Linked DNA regions of Homo sapiens: region 1 is linked to region 2. Evidence: chromatin loops called from intact Hi-C (ENCODE). Cell type or tissue: dorsolateral prefrontal cortex. All regions are shown on one strand. Each heading gives the region's core, and the rest is flanking DNA. Links, peaks and the distances in the headings are about the cores only. Region 1 has its middle 5.6 kb from the start of LINC01705. Region 2 has its middle 19 kb from the start of LINC02257.

What was found. Peaks named below come from ENCODE experiments on the same cell type or tissue, not always from the same donor. Only the 100,000 strongest peaks of a DNase experiment are listed, where the experiment ranks them.
Region 1: a loop joins it to region 2, with 2.2 times the contacts of the local background. A loop is called at or near these places in 1 of 110 quality-filtered maps.

The regions. Positions count from the first base shown.
Region 1 is chr1:222,062,335-222,067,721 of GRCh38, forward strand. No RefSeq gene overlaps it. Among named protein-coding and RNA genes, the nearest start is that of LINC01705, 5.6 kb to the left of the region's middle. In dorsolateral prefrontal cortex, for the core only: no CTCF peak of the experiment used is centred there; no DNase peak of the experiment used is centred there.
Region 2 is chr1:221,994,991-222,000,377 of GRCh38, forward strand. No RefSeq gene overlaps it. Among named protein-coding and RNA genes, the nearest start is that of LINC02257, 19 kb to the left of the region's middle. In dorsolateral prefrontal cortex, for the core only: no CTCF peak of the experiment used is centred there; a DNase peak (open chromatin) is centred at 2,231; H3K4me3 peaks cover 426 bases; H3K27ac peaks cover 1,860 bases.

The sequences.
Region 1 (5,387 bases), core at 156-5,155, 67 kb after region 2:
GATGCCAGCCAGCTCTAGCCCACCACTTCCAGTAGACCCTATTCTAATCCCAGTTCATAATCTAAGACTTGAGGCAAGCCACATAGCCTTTCTAAGTATCCATTTATACTTCTATAAAATCTCAAAGACAATGCCACTAGAAACGATGTCATGATTAAAGGGCTATTAACAGCAGAACAAGATAATTTCTCCCCACTTCCCAAGACAGTTGCACATACAAAGCATCAAAGGGAAGCAAATGAACACTTTACTGTAAACACAACCTATGCCTCTGAATTCAACCAGAAGAATCTGATAAGGCGAGTTTTATCATGTAGTCAAGGTTGGCATCCTAAGGGGGGAACTATCCCATCCTGTTCTGCTATTCCAAGTCCAAAGCCACATCCCAGGATCTGTTCACCCTCTACCAACCAGATGAAGAAAAGAGACTGAACAGAAGAGGATGTCTGCAGGTCAGGTTTGACTAGGCCTGCCCTGAGGTAGCAAGACAGAAACTGGTTTAGCAGTATGAGTGCAAGAGAGAGACAAGAGAAAAGCAAGGCAGCCAAGCTTCCAACTCAGCAAAAAAGTGCCAGGCCCTCTTACCCTTCCTGTCACCTATAGGGAGAAGCAGAGCAGCACCACTATGTTTAATAACCATTTCCATATGCAGGGACTCATCTGCTGGCACCATGGCCCAATCAGCATTCAGCTTGCTTAGGTTAGCACCTGGGAGAGTGGATTCTCTGCCTTTAAAACTGACCCAGTTGTCCTTGTATTAGTCCACTTTCACACTGCTGATAAAGACATACATGAGACTTGGTAATTTAAAAGGAAAAAGCGTTTAATGGACTTATAGCTCCACATGGCTGGGGACCTGCCCCCATGATTCAATTACCTCCCACCATGTCCCTCCCACAACACATGGGAATTCAAGATGAGATCTGGGTGGGGACACAGCCAAATCATGTCATTCTACCCCTGACCCCTCCCAAATCTCATGTCCTCACATTTCAAAACCAATCATACCTTCCCCAAAGTCCCCCAAAGTCTTAACCCATTTCAGCACCTAATTTAAAAATCCACAGTCCAAAGTCTCATCAGAGACAAGGCAAGTCCCTTCCACCTATGAGCCTGTAAAATTAAAAGCAGGTTAGTTACTTCCTAGATACAGTGGGGGTGTATGTGGCTTTTCCAGGTCCACAGTGCAAGCTGCCAGTGGATTTACCATTCTGGGGTCTGGAGGACAGTGGCCCTCTTCTTACAGCCCCACTAGTCAGTGCCCCAGTAGGGACTCTGTGTGGGGGCTCTGACCCCACATTTCCCTTCTGCGCTGCCTAGCAGAGGTTCTCCATGAAGGCCCACTCCTGCAGCAAACTTCTGCCTGGGCATCCAGGCATTTCCATACATCCTCTGAAATCTAAGCAGACATTCCCAAACCTCAATTCTTGACTTCTGTGCACTCACAGGCTCAACACCACATGGAAGCTGCCAAGACTTGGGGTTTCCACCCTCTGAAGCGACAGCCTGAGCTGTACCTTGGCCCCTTTTAGTCACAGCTGGAGCAGCTGGGATGCAGGGCATCAAGTCCCTAGACTGCACACAGCAGAAGGACCCTGGGCCCAGCCAACAAAACCATTTCTTCCTCCTAAACCTCTGTGCCTGTAATGACAGGGGCTGCTGCAAAGGTCCCTGACATGCCCTGGAGACATTTTCCCCATTGTCTTGGTGATTAACATTTGGCTCTTCGTTACTTATGCAAACTTCTGCAGCCTGTTTGAATCTCTCCCCAGAAAATGGAATTTTCTTTTCTATCACATTGTCAGGCTGCAAATTTTCTGAACTTTTATGCTCTATGTCCCTTTTAAAACTGAGTGCCTTTAACAGCACCCAAGTAAACTCTTGAATGTTTTGCTGCTTAAATTTCTTCCACCAGATACCCTAAATCATCTCTCTCAAGTTCAGAGTTCCACAATTCTCCAGGGCAGGGGCAAAATGCTGCCAGCCTCTTTTCTAAAACATAACAAGAGTCACCACTGCTTCAGTTCCCAACAAGTTGCTCATCTCCATCTAAGACCACCTCAGCCTGGATTTCATTGTCCATATCATTATCAGCATTTTGGTCAAAGACATTCAACAAGTCTCTAGAGAGTTCCACACTTTTCTATATTTTCCTGTCTTCTGAGCCCTCCAAACTGTTCGAACCTTGTGTGTTATCCAATTCCAAAGTCACTTCCACATTTTGGGATATCTTTTCAGCAGCACCCCACTCCCAGTACCAATTTACTGTATTAGTCCATTTTCACACTGCTGATAAAGACATACATGAGACTGGGTAAATTATACAGGACAAAGGGTTTAATGGACTTACAGTTCCGCATGGCTGTGGAGGCCTCACAATCATGGCAGAAGGCAAGGAGGAACAAGTCACATCTTACATGGATTGCAGCAGGCAAAGAGAACTTGTGCTAGGAAACTTAGCCTTATAAAGCCATCAGACCTTGTGAGGCTTACTCACTATCATGAGCACAGCACAGGAAAGACCTGCCCCCATGATTCAATTACCTCCCATCATGTGCCTCCCACAACACATGGGAATTCAAGATGAGATATGGGTGGGGATACAGCCAAACCATATCAGTCCCATAGAGTTGATGTTTATGGTTTCTTTGAATAAACATAGAAATTGATCCTCCCAGTTTTAAACTTGAGGTTATATTTGCCTTATTTGAGTTCATTTCTCAGGAAACCAACCATCAGTGTTCCCAGACAGTATTAAGGAGCTGAAACTCACCAGATCACTGCATCTGGACAATGAGTCATCAGACCTCCTACCCGTCATGGTTGACTAACCAAGGACTTGCTCTCTGTTGACCAACTCCTCTTCCTTACCCATCCCTAATTCCTGTTTTCCCACACATGGTGACATTTCTTCCTTGCTATATAAGCTGAGACAATAGGTATTAAAGAAGGCTTCAATCAGGCGCTACATAGTAACATTTATATATTTATATAACCATGTAAGAATATAAACATCAAAATGCATTGGTTTAGTCAGTCAGGGAGATGGATTTGAGACTGATCTCCCATCTCCTCAGCTGCAGCACCTGATTAAAGCCTTCTTCCTTGGCAATACTTGTTGTCTCAGTGATTGGCTTTCCTTACGGTGAGCAGCAGTTCGTAGACAGAACCCCTTGTGTTTCAGAAACACCTTTACACTTATGTTGTGTGGTTGCTGGGAAGATTAAATGACATGAAGATTTTGGCCTAAGTTGTGCTACCCAGTTTTATCATCCAGCTTTTCTTACCTAAGTGACTCTGAATGAATCTTGGGTATTCAAAAATAAAAAAAAGAAAATAAGTTAAATCTATCTGTGATTCCATGTAATCTTTATAACCATCTGCCACTCCTCCAGATAGAATCCACCATCGAATAGTGAAGTTGATTTAATATTTTGAAGAGTATTGAAAAGATGTGTTTACTATACACCCAGAAGATAGATCTAAGAGTGGCTTAGCAAGGGCACTATTGTTGAAATAAGCAGCTCCCCTCCTGAGTTGTCCATTTAGAAGAGGAAAATTCATTTTGATGTTTATGTTCTTACACAGTTATATAAAAGTCAGTAACATTACTATGTAGTAATGACTTTTATTTTTAAATATGAGACACATTATTTCAAAGTCATGAACCGAATTAAATTAAACACAACATTAAATTACATTCACTCTGTGCTGAGGTGCCAGTGAGGAGTGGGATGTTTCCAACTCTGACTTTGTCTTTAATCTTCTTCTCCCAGCACCTGGAATTACTTAAACCTTGACTCTGTGTGTAGTGACTTCAATGCAAATGTGCTGAGGATCCATCTGCTGGAAAGGAGTCTTCTAGATTTGTGTGGGTTAAACTCTAGCTCACTGGGGATTGGAGAACACCAAGTCTCAGTTTTGCTAGCTGGAGTTGGGGTGATTTGGAGTATTAAGGACTCCAAATTAAGGAGTATTAAGGTTACTATGGAATCTAACCTCTTTTCATGTTTTCTAAGAGTCCTGATGATTTTCTGTCCTTTTAATTTTCACCAAATGTGACAAGGGGGAGAAGACCATTTGCCTTCCTAAAATACATCCAAAATGTCTAGTCAAGAAACCTAAATAAAATAGATCTCCCAGAGTGCAAAGAACTAATATCACAGCCAAAGGAAATGAGATTGTGACCTGGGAAGGCAGGAAAAGTAGGGGGCAGGGAGGTCCAAGGAGGGATCTTAGGATCCCTGGCAAGACTTTTCTGTCTGTGAAACCACCTCACACTGAGGTGCACTACCCCAGGGCCCAGCAAATTTTAAGAATCCAAGGAATCCTAAAGGAATTGCACAAAGTTACCTAATCTAAAAATGTTTAAAAGCCACATGCCATTTTTGGACTTCTGATCCTTCATGTGTGCAGAGGCAAGAGAGGTACAGCAGGGTAGAGTGAGGTCTACATCACAGACAGGCAAACATCTCCACAGCCAGGCCAGGAAGCAACGTTCCCAGGCTGTCAGATCACTCAGGCTCAAGGTTGCTCTGGGTCAAGTGTCTGAAGATACACTGTCCAATACAGTAGTCACTAATCACATGTGGCCATTTAAATTTGAATTTAAATAAGTTAAGATGAAATGAAATTTGAAAATTTATCTCTTCTGTTGTACTAGGCACATTTCAAGTGTTCAATAAACACATGAAGCTAGTGGTTACCACATTGGACAGTGTAGATATAGAACAATTCCACAACACAAAAGTTATATTGGATGGAGCTGGTCTAAAACATATAAATATACATAAATGTCCAGGAATTCTCTGATTCTTTATGGGAGCTATTTCCAGACTGAAACCCCATTCAGGTTTTCAAACAATTATTTAAAGCAATTATACAGGATTTGTTCTTCCTCTGCACCCAGCCTAGAAATATTTTAGGGAATAAGGAAAAAAATGTCTTATTCCTTTTATACAGCAAATTACATTTTGCGTGGAAAAAATCAAGGAAACCCACACACCAGGTTTAGTACTCAAGCATGCAACCCTACAAAATGTTGGCTAACAAGCCCTTTCTTTAGAAGTAATGCAATTTGCACACATAAATTAGTCTGAAGAGGCAAATTTTAAAAATCCAATTTCAACTACTTTAAAAGGACAATTAATTATTTTAAAAATTGCTGTGCTAATTGTCTATCATTGACATAGCTCTCTGTAGGGCCTTGCTGGATTACTTAGGTCACTATGAGTTGACTCTGTACTCAAAAATACTATTTTAGAAGTGCTTCATGTATACGTATGTGTGAGTATGTGTGGATATGTACGTGCATCAAAATTCTGACTTTTCACAGAGTGGTTTATCCCTTGATGAAACAAAATTTTCATTCAGAATCAGATTACTTT
Region 2 (5,387 bases), core at 178-5,177:
CAAGCCTCCCACTCCTTACTGCACTTATTTTAATCTTTTTTTTTCTCCTTTCTCTGTGTTTTCTTGCTTATGAAATGAGTGTGTGTGAGTAATGTTCATATGCTGATGAACACAGTTGGGTCTTTGTCGTCCGTGATAATGAGAAATGGATCATGTGGATAACCCCAAACTGAAAACACTGTTCAAGTATGTGACGGAGGAACATTCCAGTCTGACTAACAATCTAATGTTTAGTTAGGGCTGCACTCACTGAGTATCCATTATCTAGTTAGCAGGATGGGCAGAGAGAAGTTAACTGGGTTAACTGGGTTAGTTTGTGAAAAATAGGGACTGATGCTGCGATGTGCACATTGGCCGAGTCTCCTCCACTAAGCAATGGCTTGTTTTGTAAATTAGACTTGCTTGGTTTGTGCGATTAATACTACAATGGCCAGTGTTTAGGACATGCCCAGGGACAGGAGTGGAGGCTGCAGTAAGAAAAGAAAAGATAATTGCTAGAGATTTTAGGAGACTGAGGGACTCAGAACCAAGAAGGGTCACAGTACCTTGGGTCAAGAGTGGCTCAGCCAGCAGTGACGAGGGCATGGCCCCTCCTCTGGGCTCTGCTGTCACCTTGATTCACCCTACAGGTGGCTCTGCACTAAGGAAACCCCCTTGGACATTTACCAGATGGAATTAGACCTCACAGATAGGGGAGCCACTGTGTGCCCATATGCACCTCTGATTCTGCAGCCTGGCCAGGCCAGCTTTTCTGGAATGAAAATGGGTAAGAGGATGCTTCAGGGCTATTTGTGACCATTTCCCTAGGACTCATGTCCTGCTATGCTCCCTGCCCACTCCACTAGCAATCTGGTCTCTAACAAGCCCCTCATGCTCAATTACCCCTTATCAGTTGGTGGAGACATGTGGCATGGGTGTCTCAGGTGAGTTTAAATGTAAATTTGAGCTGAGTCAAGATATTATACAAAGCTTGTGGGAGGCTGAGGTGGGCAGATCACTTGAGATCAGGAGAGTTCGAGACCAGCCTGGCCAACATGGTAAAACCCCGTCTCTACTGAAAATACAAAAATTAGCCAGGTGTGGTGGGGGCGGGGGGGGCACCTGTATTCCCAGCTACTTGAGAGGCTGAAGCCAGAGAATCACTTGAACCCAGGAGGCAAAGGTTGCAGTGAGCCTAGATCGTGCCATTGCACTCCAGCCTGGGTGACAGAGATTTGGTCTCAAAAAAAAAAAAAAAAAAAGATATTATACAAAGCTTGTTCTGTTCATAAAAGGTTGAACATTACTGTATAAGACTACAGATCACACAATTCTGCATGTTTTATTTTATAATATTTTATTTTTATTTTTGGTAGCAGAAGGATCTCACTATTTTGCCCAAGCTGGCCTTGAACTCCTGGCCTCAAGTGATCCTCCCACATCAGCCTCCCAAAATGCTGGGATTATAGGCATGAGCCACCACTCCTGGCCTAGATAAACTTTGATTTCTCTTTTATTATAAAGGTAACATGTTTGTTACCTTTTGCTACCATGTTTGTTACATGGTTGTATTTGGAAAATATAGTAGAAGTATACAAAAGAAAATGTAGACTTGTTATACTGTAACACCCAGCCAGAGATAAGCACTATTAATGCTTTGGCATATTATTTGTATTGTCTTTCTGATAAATAGAGATAAGATAGATGTCATTGTATATAGTTTCATATCTTACATTTTCTAACAATTTTGTAAGCATGTTCTTGTCATTTAGTTTTTTTAATGTTATATGTTAATGTCTCCATAATAATTTAATTACATCTGTGTACAACAATTTATTAAGCATTTCTTTGTTATTGAGAGAGTGTTTCTAACCCTTTGCTTATCTTATATAATGTAGCAATGAAAACCCTCTTGCGTGAATAGTTCTTTGAACTGCTGTGTTTTTCCTCAGCAGATTCCTTACAAAAAGAATTTCAGGATAAAGGTATACAAAGATTTTTAAGTTTCTTAAATAAATTGTCAAATAGTTTTCTAGATAAGTGGCAACAATTTATACTTCTACTGGCTGTCACAACAGTAAGAACTGTCATGTTTTATTTTATTTATTTATTTATTTATTTATTTTTGAGACAGTCTCACTGTGTCACCCAGGCTGGAGTACAGTGGAGCAATCATGACTCACTGCAGCTTCTACCTCTTGGGCTCAAGCCATACTCCCACCTCTGCCTCCCAAGTAGCTGGGACTACAGGCGCTTGCCAACACACCCAGCTAATTTTTGTATTTTTCATAGAGACAGAGTTTTGCCATGTTGCCCAGGCTGGCCTCCAACTCCTGAGTTCAAGTGATCCACCCACCCTGGCCTCCCAAAGTGCTGGCATTACAGGAGTGAGCCACTGCACCTGGCCAAAACCTGTCATGTTTTATAATGTTTGGAACTTTATATATGCAAAAAAAAAGTGATAACAAAGTTTTATTGAAATTTTCTTGAGTTTATTTTGTGTGGTTGAAAACTCTGTGTATGTTTATAGAATGCTCTATTTATAATCTTTGCCCATTTTTCTTTCCTAGTGAAATATTCTTATTTATTTATATGAGCTTTCATGAGATTTATATGAGATATATATATACATGCATATGTATATTAATCCTTTGCTATCTATGCTGCAAATTTTTTCTACATGTTTTCTGTCTTTTAATTTTGCTAATGATTTCAACATTAAAAAGTTTTAGGCTGGGCACGGTGGCTCACGCCTGTAAGCCCAGCACTTTGGGAGGCCAAGGCAGGCACATCACTTGAGGTCAGGAGTTCAAGACCAGCCTGACCAACATAGCCAAACCCTGTCTGTCCTAGAAGTACAAAAAAATTAACCAGGCATGGTATGTGTGCCTGTAATACCAGATACTCAGGAGTCTGAAGCAGGAGAATTGCTTGAACCCGGGAAGCAGAGGTTGCAGTGAGCCAAGATCTCACCACTGTACTCCAGCCTGGGCAACAGAGTGGGACTCCATCTGAAAAAACAAAAACAAAAACAAAAAACAAAAAAGAACCCCTTAAATTTACTTGTATTCAAATCTTTGCTTTTACCTTGTAATTTCTTCCATGCTTTTTGTTTATAATTCCTTCTCCACTTTGAAGACAGGAGAATATTTATTTGTATTTTGAGATGTTTTATTTTTTGTAATTAACTTGATAATTCATCTTGTGTTTATTTTACATGTAGCACGAGGTGAAGATTTAACTGGCGATCATTCCCCAAACTGTTTGCTGACTAATCCATTTGTGTGTGGTTTTCCTTATCATGTATTAGATCCCCACACACATCATGGGTGTCTTGGCCTATACCCCAAACTCCCTTTCAGGAATGAAGGACTTTGTTTCTCCAGCAGCTAGAAGACAGCTCTCAGCTGCCAGTTCTTTGGGGATTGACTCTGCAGAAAAAAAAAAAAAAATCTGCCTGAAAAAGAATCTAAATGACCTTCTAAGCCCCACAGCTCCCTATGTGGTGTGTGGCTGCAGCCTTTCTTGGGACTGAATCACAGCTCAACTTATCTCTGTGCTCAATTTCACTTCTGTCCTCTCCTTCCATGCTCACCCCAAGCACACTCCCTAATGAATGTCTGATATGGTCTGGCTGTGTGTCCCAACTCAAATCTCCTCTTGCATTGTAATCCAAATTATAATCCCTATATGTTGAGGGAGGGACCTCACGGGAAGTGATTAGATCATGGGGGCAGTTCCCCCATGCTGTCCTCATGATAGTGAGTAAGTTCTCATGCTATCCGATGGTTTTATAAAGGGCTTTTCCCCCACTTCACTCTTCACTCATTCTCTCTCCTGCCACCCCGTAAAGAGGTGCTTTCTGCCATGATTGTAAGTTTCCTGAGGCCTCCCCAGCCAGGCAGAACTGTGAGTCAATTAAACCTCTTTTCTTTATAAATTACCCAGTCTCGGATATTTCTTCATAGCCGCATGAGAACTGACTAATACAAAGTCCTACAACCTAATCTCCATATCAGAGTCAGCTTCCAGGGAGTACAGCCTATGACATACATAAAGGCCCATGATCTGCAATCCAAAATTTCAAAATTAGCGAAGTTCTAAAAAGCACATTTTTTTTTCTTTTTCATGAGTTTCGTGCCAACGTTCACTTGGGAACAAAATATGACTTGAATCAGTTGGAGGCTGTTTGTAGTTTTTATGTGTCCTACTGAGTTTCATTACAGAAATATCAATATGTTTGTTTATGTAGTACTGGTCCTGACCCCACTGGGTTCTGAGGTCTATGAAGTATTCAGTAATATTTAGGATATAACCAAATTACCTTTCTGAAATTCAAATTTTAAATTCACAAACATATGTAACCCCAAGAATTTAAGACAAAGGACAGTGGGCCTATATGGGATATATTTTGAAATTTACCTTGATGTATATGCTGTTTTGATGGCAAAATCGTCATTAAGCATTTAAAAATCTCGTAAGTTAAGTCTTCTCCCTTAGTATTACTATTCTTTTGCAAAATACTTTTTGTTATTCCTACCTGTTTACTCTTTGAGATGAACTTCAGAATCATTTTACCAAATTATCTCCCCAAATTGAGATTTCCCTTGAAATAATACTATGCCTAAAAGTTAATCCAGGGACCATTAATATCTTCAAAGTATTTATCTCATCTAAGAATATGATAAGTCTATCTCTTTGTTGATGTTGACTTTTACAGCTCTAGGTAAGTTTTAAAACTTCTTCAGAAAAGCTCCACATGTATTTCATTAGAGTTATTGCAATGACCTAGATTTTTGTTGTTATTCTGAAAGAAACTATGAAAGTTTTTTTCCTACTAATTATCCTAATTATTATTTGCTTATAGAAAAAAAATCCTTTCATAATTTTACTTTTTATTGCCTCACTTCTGAAATTACATTAATTCTAAGAGCTTTTCAGTTGAATTATCTTGATTTTTCTTTGTATTTAATTATGTCATCTGCAAATAATGATAATTTTGTCCTCTTTTAAAATATTCATGCATCCTCTTTCCATTTTATACCACATTGTGCTGGACAGTATGTTCATTGGTAAGAACGTGAAATAATGATGGCAGTGGCAGAAATTCTGGTCAGCTTCCCAGTTTTAATTGGGATTGTCCCTAGTGCTCCACGATTAAGCATTATGCTGGCTGGTGTTTTATGATGCTTATTTTTAATCATCTATAGAAATATTCTATTCTTAGTTTTCTAAAGGTTTCTTTTTCATCTGTAAGAAATATGTTGCATCGTATCCTATATTTTTTGACATTTGTTGAAATTACCATATGTTTGTCTCCTTTGAAATATTGCTATGATGCAATATATTAATAGATTCCCTAATATTAAAAACATTCTTAAACTTTACGACATCCCTTATTTCATTGT